Regions from separate parts of the Homo sapiens genome. Here region 2 is linked to region 1. The links are chromatin contacts, found by Hi-C or POLR2A ChIA-PET in ENCODE. All regions are on one chromosome and are shown on one strand. The core of a region is the stretch at or near the end of the contact, and the rest is flanking DNA. Distances in the headings are between cores, read along the strand shown. Region 1 holds the start of HMGB1 (high mobility group box 1). Region 2 has its middle 45 kb from the start of USPL1.

Region 1 (4,101 bases), core at 782-3,281:
CAGGGCGATCTCAAAAAGTCTAGACACAAAGATATACCCATACAGTATTCCCTATCTATCCGCCCGAGTCTGCTCTGAATGAGTATCTAACTGGTCACTTAAACGATTTTAAAATCTAGAACACCATTTTAAACCAACCAAACCAAAGGTCAGAAAACATGCTGCCAATTCGTGGCTTTGCACTAGATAGGGAATAAACAAGGGCCTAAGCGAGTCGACTCTTCCTAATTATGGGACCTTAAAAAAAAAAAATCACCGTGCACCGAAAGTTTCAAAAAACACCCTCTTTGCATAAAACTTTGCTCCAAAGAGGGAGCAGCAGCCAGCTCCGGTGCTCGGAACCCGGTTGGGGGGTGGCGGTGCCACCGCGAGGCAGCCTCGTTTCCTATCGGTTTGGCCCTGAGATGTATTTCTGTTCTGACTAAACACGTCCGGTCTGAAGTTTCTCCGAGTAAACAAGGATGAGGGACAAAAGCCACTCCTGCTCGTGGCTCGGTGGCCCCCTCCCCCAACTCGGGAAGTATTTTTTGGAGCCGTGAAAGTTGGGGTGACTCCTGCGCGGGGCGAGCCCCCCGCCCCTAGAACTTCGCCGGTGGCCGCGCGGCCGAGGAGAGAGGACGCGGCCCGGCTCCCAGGCCCGAGGCCGCCACGTGCGCCCGGCAGGCCCTGCAGGCCCGCGCCGCCGCCGCCCCCATTTTGTCAGGCTCGGCGCAGGGAGAAGCCCCGCTCGAAATGGGGGCTGGCTCCGCCCGCGGCCGCCGGGGCCGGCGCGCACGGAATGGCCGCTGCGCGTCTTCTCCGCCTGCGCCGCCGCCGCCGCGAGGGCGAGCGCGAGCGAGAATATGGCTCCTTCCCTTTGTGTGTGTGTGTGTGTGTGTGTGTGTATGAGAGAGTGTGTGAGTGCGAGGGTGCGGGCGCGGCGGCGGCGGCGGGCGGGGTGCGAGCCGCGCTCTGGCGCACACACTCGGCCATTACGGCCGGGGGAGGGGCGGGGGGCGCGCGGCCGGGCCCTCCCCTCCGCGCCGCTCCCCTCCCCCCGCCGCGGTGGGGGCCGCCCGAGGGCCCACCCGCCCGCCACTCCCCGTCTCCCTCCGCGCGGGCCGCGCGCCCCGCCGCCCCCGCACGGAGAACGCGGGGCTGTGAAAAGAGAGAGGAAAAAAAAAGTTGCCTCGGAACTGCTGCGCCCAGCTCCCCCGCCCGCCCGCCTTGTTTTCTCTCCAGCCAGCAGCGCCGGGCCCGAGTCAGCCATGTTCCAGCGAGCGCAGCGGCGCCGCTCCCCCCGCCGCCCGGCCGCCGCCGCCGCCGCGACCGGGCCGAGGCCGGCCGGGCCCGCACTGCCGCCCCCAGGCCCCCGCGCCGCCCTCGCCCGCCGCGGCGCCCCGCCCGCCCCGCCGCCCGCCCGGCTGGCCGCGCTCCCCGCCAGCGCCCGGCTCGCTGCGGCGGCGGCCAATGCAGCCCGGGGAAGCGCCGCCGCTGCCCTCCCGCCGCCGCCGCCGAGCCGCGCCGGCCCCGCCGCCCCGGCCGCGCTCCGCGCACGCCGCCCGCCCGAACGCCCGGCCCGAGGGCCCAAAACACGTTCAAAATTTTTTTAATTAAAAAAAAAATTTTTTTTTTTGCGCCAGTCAGCGCGGACGCCGCCGGGGGTGGAAACTCGCGGGGCGCGGGGCTCCCGGCGCCTCAGGCTGCCTGAGGGCCGGGGCACCGGCGCGGGGCAGCGTTCCCGGCGCCCGGGCAGAGGCTCGCTCCGTGCGCAGTTCCCCCCACGGTCCCCCCTCATTTGCCTTTGTGTGGATCCTGACCCGCCGGCTCCCGGCCGCGGGGATCCGGCCGCCGCGCGGGCTGGGGAGCTGCCGGAGGCGCTCTCCCCGCCGCGGCGCTGCCCCAGACTCACCCTCAGCGAGGCACAGAGTCGCCCAGTGCCCGTCCGGCTCTCACTTGCCCCGGTGCTGTCTCTATGGAGCTCAATGTACTGCAATGGCTGTGAGAGCGGGAGCCAGACGCAGCCTCCTCACTCTCTCCGCTCTGTAACATTACTCTCCAGCCAGCGCGGCTCCTATTGGCTACCGCCAACTCACGGGGCTCGCTCATTGGCCCGATACCTCCCATTGTCCTGACCAGAGCCCGTTTGCTATTGGCTGTCTCCGGGGACACGTCATCAAGGATTGAAACAGCGCGCAAATCTGAATGTGTGTGTATGCCGGGCAAAGAGGCTGAGGCGGGAGAGGCAGAGGCAGAGGCAGCAGCTGCTACGGGAAAGCAGAGCTCTATGGTGTATGTGTGCATGTGTCTAACCCAAGCCAGCCCCACACCGGAGCGGCCGCCGGAGCGAAAAGGGCCTGACTTTTCCACAAGTGTCTCCAACTCCTCAGGCAAAAGAGACACCCACAGGTCTCCCCCCCCCTTCTTGCCCCACATTCACGCCCAAAGCCGTTGAGATAAGAGGCCCCAGGCTTTTAATGGCCCTTCAAAAGTGAGGGCGACACTATGGGATCATGTCCCCTGAAAACTGGGGTCTCTGCTGGTGCTGAGGGGCGGAAGCCGCCGAGCCTCGAGCCCCTCAAAGGTCTCTGATTGCGTTACACTTTAGGTCTCTGGAAAGGCAGGGCTTCTATAAGAAAGTGACATGATCCAGCCAGCCGGGTTTAAAATACCCCTTTTCTGGGCTCATAAGCCGTCACGTCAGGCTCGCTGAGCAGCTGAAATCTTGAGTCAGTGAGCAGGCATTCAGTTTCACCCTTTTTCTTGGTTTGATCGAGTTTCACAGCATGTCTAGAACTTTTTATTTAAATACAAAGCACTGTCTTAACTTCCTGGAAATCAAATAATTATTCCATGTAATTAAAGAACAGCCACTTGGTTTGATATGGGGTACTCTAGCAGGAAATGTTTGTGAGGCCCTGGTAGAATTAGCAAATTCATTAGAGACCACATTCTAAACTGTTTGGCTATTTTATTTGACTTGGTGTGGATTACTGTTACAATCAAACGAATCCTTGTGATGCTATCTTTCCCTCCCATCACACCACTTAGTGCATCCATGTAACTGCTCTAGGATTACAGGAGTTGTAGGTATATGGTTACCCGAAGGATTAGATGCAGGCAGAGAGTGCATGTGCCCAAATCCACAGGCTGTGGTTTCTCTAACTCACCAAGCTGGCTGGTATTAATAGACATACTTACGTCTGTAGAGAAAATGTGCTGGCTGTAGTGGCCAGTTCTGAAGACTCTACAGTTATATCAGTCCTTTATGAAACTACTATCTATTCCTTTTAGCCTGAGCAGACCACGCCCCTATTCAGTTATAACAGACTTCCCTTTTTTTTCACTCTCTAATGGTATTTTGTACACTTCTAAATCCAACAACCAATTCCTCCAAATGTAACAGATCAAATTTGGAATAAATCACCTACATCGTGTTAATTTGATTTTTTATATCGCTTATAAGCATCCATAACCTAATTTATTTCCTCAAATGTATTAAACTACTTGAGAGTAAGCTTAGATAATCTTTCCTGTTTTAATGTTGATTTCTTTTTAAAAGAAAATACACTATCGGACTCAGGGATTATAGTCTTGGTGAATGGACAATATATCACACATGCACATGAAAAAGACTATAATATTAAAGAGGATATAAATTGGTATACTGCACATGCAGTGTTTAAAGATAATATATCTAAAGTTAACTTTTATGTTATTATTTTCACACATATTTACTATCCTCTGCTTCCCTCTACTAATCATTCAAATTTTATATTTTTTAAATCTAGATATTTATTTCAATACTGTCTTATCTTCTCAATGTCTCATATTACAAAATATTCATGAGAATGATTAAGATACTTTCAGTGGCATCGATGATATTAAAATTTGACGATTAGTTGAATATGGCACTATCAATATTTTCCAGGAGCAGTGTTGGCTTTGTACTGGCACGGCCATACACTTTACTGGTTGTCTATACCAGCTTGCTCCTGCCAGGGTGCATTTATGGCCACAGGACATCTTGAGAGCAATGGGCCCACACAAGGTTTCTATTTTGACAGGATGATATGGTGAGTAATAGGCACTGGAATTGAATAGACTTGGGTGCAAATCCCA
Region 2 (4,101 bases), core at 1,091-3,590, 110 kb after region 1:
GATGGTTCTATATTCTGTATTTTCTGGGGGAGTTCTAATTTCATGCAATTCCTTCTTCTTAAATAAAGGCAATTCTCTAAATATATTACCTAATGTGCTTTCACTTTCATATTCTTGTAAGATTTTTCACATAAATCAATTCTCAAAAAATAGTATCATAGGCCTTTTAAAAATAGTCATGTTCAAAAGTCAGGCTCATGAATAAATGTGTGCATTCATTACATATATTTTCATAAATTCAAATTTAAAAGAATAAGAGTAGCTAGAAGGTGGAAGAAAAATCTTATTCTGATTAGGAATGCACAATCACAAGAAAATTTGTGATATATATAGTCATTTTATTCTGTATTGTTTTATTTTGATTTTGGTAAGACAAGAAACAATGTAGAAAGTTTGACAACTTAAAAAAGTAATATGAGTGTGAGAAAGTCCTCTTCCAGGATTAGCAAAAAAATGGTTTTTTTTTTTTTTTTTTCCGAGATGGAGTCTCGCTCTCTCGCCCAGGCTGGAGTGCAGTGGCGCAATCTTGGCTCACTGCAACCTCCGCCTCCCGGGTTCAGGTGATTCTCTTGCCTCAGCCTCCCAAGTAGCTGGGACTACAGGCATGTGCCACCATGCCCGGCTAATTTTTTTTATTTTTAGTAGAGACGGGGTTTCACCATGCTGGCCAGGCTGGTCTTGAACTCCTGACCTTGTGATCTGCCCGCCTTAGCCTCCCAAAGTGCTGGGATTACAGGCGTGAGCCACCGTACCCAGCCTAAATGGCCAAGTTTTATTATGGACAATTAAGCTGTAGAATAAAAATCTACTTTTAATAGCTGGCATAGTGCCTAGTGGTTTTGAAGCCACAAGCAGGTTTACAAAAAACATTTAAATCCATCTGAATCTACAGAAAACTAAGATTACCTAAGCAGAAAATGAAAATAGTTCAGGATTAAGGAAGATTAACAAATGAAGAGTATATGTATTTTAGAAGTATTACTTTATATTTTTATAGTATAATAATAATATTTACGTTCCTACACTTATAATGAGTTTCGTATATATATTAAAATAATTTAATGGATTAGTATGTTTATATTTGCTTTTAGTAAATTTGGTGTATGATAAACTCAGTTGTCTACATTGTGAGACTACACCTGAGGCAATTTCTGTGTTGATATATACCTGAATAGCAGATATTACTTGGGAGCAAATAAAATAGCTTCAGGCCTAATTTTGCAAGTTCATGATGGGAGAGTAAGCATGACTTCAAAGAACTGACTTTGAGTTAAAACTTGAAGAATGAATGTGACAACAGCAAGTATAAAACAATGCCAGGCAGAGGTGGGACTGTTCATGGGTATCAGGGTAAGTGTGTTGATAAATGCTCAAAGTAGGAAATACCTTTCTTCCCCCACACATGTCAGAAAATAACTGCAATAGAATGCAACGACATCTCAGAGATAAAGTGTTCAACTTAGCTCTCAGAGACCGTTCAGTTACATTTTGTAATGACATTGGAATTGATTGCATTTTGAAGGCAATTCTAAATGCAAAGTCTTCATTTTGTTGATAGAAGCTGGGTTATTTATTATGAAATTTCAAAAATTAAGTAAAATATCTAATTAGGATTATACCAGCAAAGGCAAATTTAGAATTCAAGACTTCATGATCCATGGTAAGATTATTTTAATGCAACTCTGCTAATTAACTGAAATTTCCTTTAACTCTCACATCTGCCTTTTACTTCTTAAGACATTTTTCTAGTATTTCACCAGAGCAAGATATCAGAAGGGTAAATCTCTTACCAATGAACTTTGCTAATTCTTAGTGACTCCGTTGACCCTGGTGTAAGGATCAGGAACAAAGTGAATGAAATACATTTTAATACATTTCTGCTTTCTCTAATTCCAAAGACCACTCTAAAGAATAAGTTATTTGTGGGTATTATCTGAAACTTGGGATTAAAAGAGACCGTGATTACCCTTCAGGGATTTTGGCAAAACTTAAGCCATTTCATCTGAAGAGCAAAGCAAGCCTCCCACACTCTTGGCTTATTCTCACAATTATCTAGATATCTAGCAACAAAACTCTTGAGTAGTTTGTTAACTACAGATGCCAAGGGCTGACAGTTTCACTTTCAGTTTTCAGAATATCTTTTGTTTCAGTGGTGTAAGCACACCATCAGAATCTCTACTATTTAAAATAATTAAGTTATAATTGTAACTTCCATTAGATGTAGTACTTAAAGGAATCTAGAAGACACAACTCATTAATTATAGGAATTTGACTGCAAATTCTTCTGGGGGGTCTGAATTGCAAAGGAGGCATCTTTGTAAGTCAGACTCAACTCATTACTCTGTGATGCAGGCTCCTCCAAATGGCAGCAGAAACGTATTACTCTCTAGAAACACTACAGTAGTGCTACAATTTCAGGGTTCTGTAGAGATAAGGACAAATTGACAGAAACACATTCTTAGAAGGACAGTATCATTTAAAATAAAAATACTGTCATAATTGTACACCAGGATAGCTTCTCCATAATAAATTCTTTATGATTTTCTGATTTTTAGAAATCAGAATTGAACTTTTTAATGTGAAAAAAATGAGAGAATTGTTTCAAAATAGGACCACATTTCTGTGTATAATTTTAAAAGTTTAAAAATATTTGATTAGTAGACTGATAAACTGAAACATTTTTGATAAGCTTTTCATTACATACAAACCATATAATTTGTAAAAAATTGGAAATTATTCAAAACTTCACATAACTAAAGTGACCAAATAAATACTGGAGAGGAAAGAAAAGGAGTCAAATGAATCTAGCATTTTCTTTTTTTTTTTTTTTTTGGAGAAAGGGTCTCACTGTGCCACCCAGGTGGGAGTGCAATGGCACGATCATGGCTCACTGCAGCCTCAACTTTATGGGCTTAGGTGATCCTCCCACCTCGGCCTCCCAAGTAGCAGGGACTACAGGCATGCGCCAACACGTCCAGCTAATTTTTTTGGTATTTTTTGCAGAGACGAGGTTTCACCAGGTTGCCGTGGCTGATCTGGAACTCCTGGTCTCAAGTGATCTACCCAACTCAGCCTCCCAAAGTGCTGGGATTACAGGCGTGAGCCACCGCACCCGGCCTAATCTAGCATTTTCTAAAAGGAAGGACCCAGCAGTGAACGGCAATATCAATAATCATGTTCAAGACTATCAGACATGCAAGCTGGGGATGAATGGGTGGAAGGGGAAAATGATGAATAAATGATGAACACAAGTATAGACCCAGTGGATTTGAGATGCCCAAGATGCCAGTGAGATATTCAAAGTTTAACTCAAAAGCCACTTCCCATATGAAATCCTGACAAACACTCCTACGTCCAACTGGAATTAATTTCTCTTCTGGGCTCCCACAGCACTCTGTATTTTTCTAATAGCATAACACTATTTTGTTTGTAGATATTTCTCTGATAGCATTACTATCTTTCCTCTTTATCACAACTGTTTGAAGTTCTTTTGCCTCTTGCATCCACTGTTGCCCAATCCCACTGCTGGAAGGCTCATCTTATTAAGTTCTGTATTCCTAGTGCTAACACACTGTCTACCATAGATGATGTTCAATAAATGGTTGCTAAATGAATTCTCTTGTGATAATAGCACTATGGCAACATAATCGACGGTAAAAATTTCTTCTCAATGTTTACTTTTAGCAGAATGCATTCATTTATCAACTTTCATTGAGAATATGCTAATTTCCATGACCCTGCTAGGAAATAGGAAAATAAAGATGAATGTAATAAGGTGCTCATTCTACTGAAAGTCTTGACTAGTGGAGAATTATGGATCCAACTTTTCATGAAATGCCTTCAGTGGTAAGAATTCTCATATTTGGAATAAAAAATGTTATGGGTTGTGCCAAGATACCTACATACTTCATAATTTTGTAGAGGGCTGTCCTTACTGCAGAAATGTATACTACTATAGTCATATGTGGAAATTCTTTTTATGATGCTAACTGCATGCTAACCAGACTTTTTAATTTAATACTTGCATTAAATAAACCATGCTAGGAATCCAGGAATCTAGCTTGGTTTATTTTCCATACAATGTACTCTTTGTAATATGCA

Evidence for each region. A loop is a pair of places that touch in the nucleus more often than their neighbours do. ChIA-PET counts read pairs that join two places held with the same protein, here RNA polymerase II (POLR2A). Pooled maps may share reads with other maps.
Region 2: a loop to region 1 is called in a map of endothelial cell of umbilical vein, with 8 times the contacts of the local background. The contact joins the enhancer-like site here to the promoter of HMGB1 in region 1. A Hi-C loop is called at or near these places in 43 of 168 maps with a recorded cell type or tissue (A673, CD4-positive, alpha-beta T cell, CD4-positive, alpha-beta memory T cell and 30 more), 35 of 37 single-sample maps with no recorded cell type and 43 of 50 pooled maps. POLR2A ChIA-PET finds 5 or more read pairs at or near these places in 20 of 52 experiments (A673, AG04450, BJ and 14 more).

The regions. Positions count from the first base shown.
Region 1 is chr13:30,463,905-30,468,005 of GRCh38, forward strand. It overlaps HMGB1 (high mobility group box 1), which reads right to left and starts at 2,032. Exons shown (of 5, transcript NM_002128.7): 1 at 1,892-2,032. RefSeq lists silencers at 456-1,095, 1,695-2,004 and enhancers at 1,440-2,215, 2,216-2,991.
Region 2 is chr13:30,570,836-30,574,936 of GRCh38, forward strand. It overlaps a transcript of HMGB1 not described here. Among named protein-coding and RNA genes, the nearest start is that of USPL1, 45 kb to the right of the region's middle. Within about 2 kb of position 2,341, at least 9 of the 41 ENCODE cell types and tissues checked have a DNase peak (open chromatin) inside an H3K27ac peak, as active enhancers do; they include A673, CD4-positive, alpha-beta T cell, CD8-positive, alpha-beta T cell and 4 more, where a contact is called at or near this core.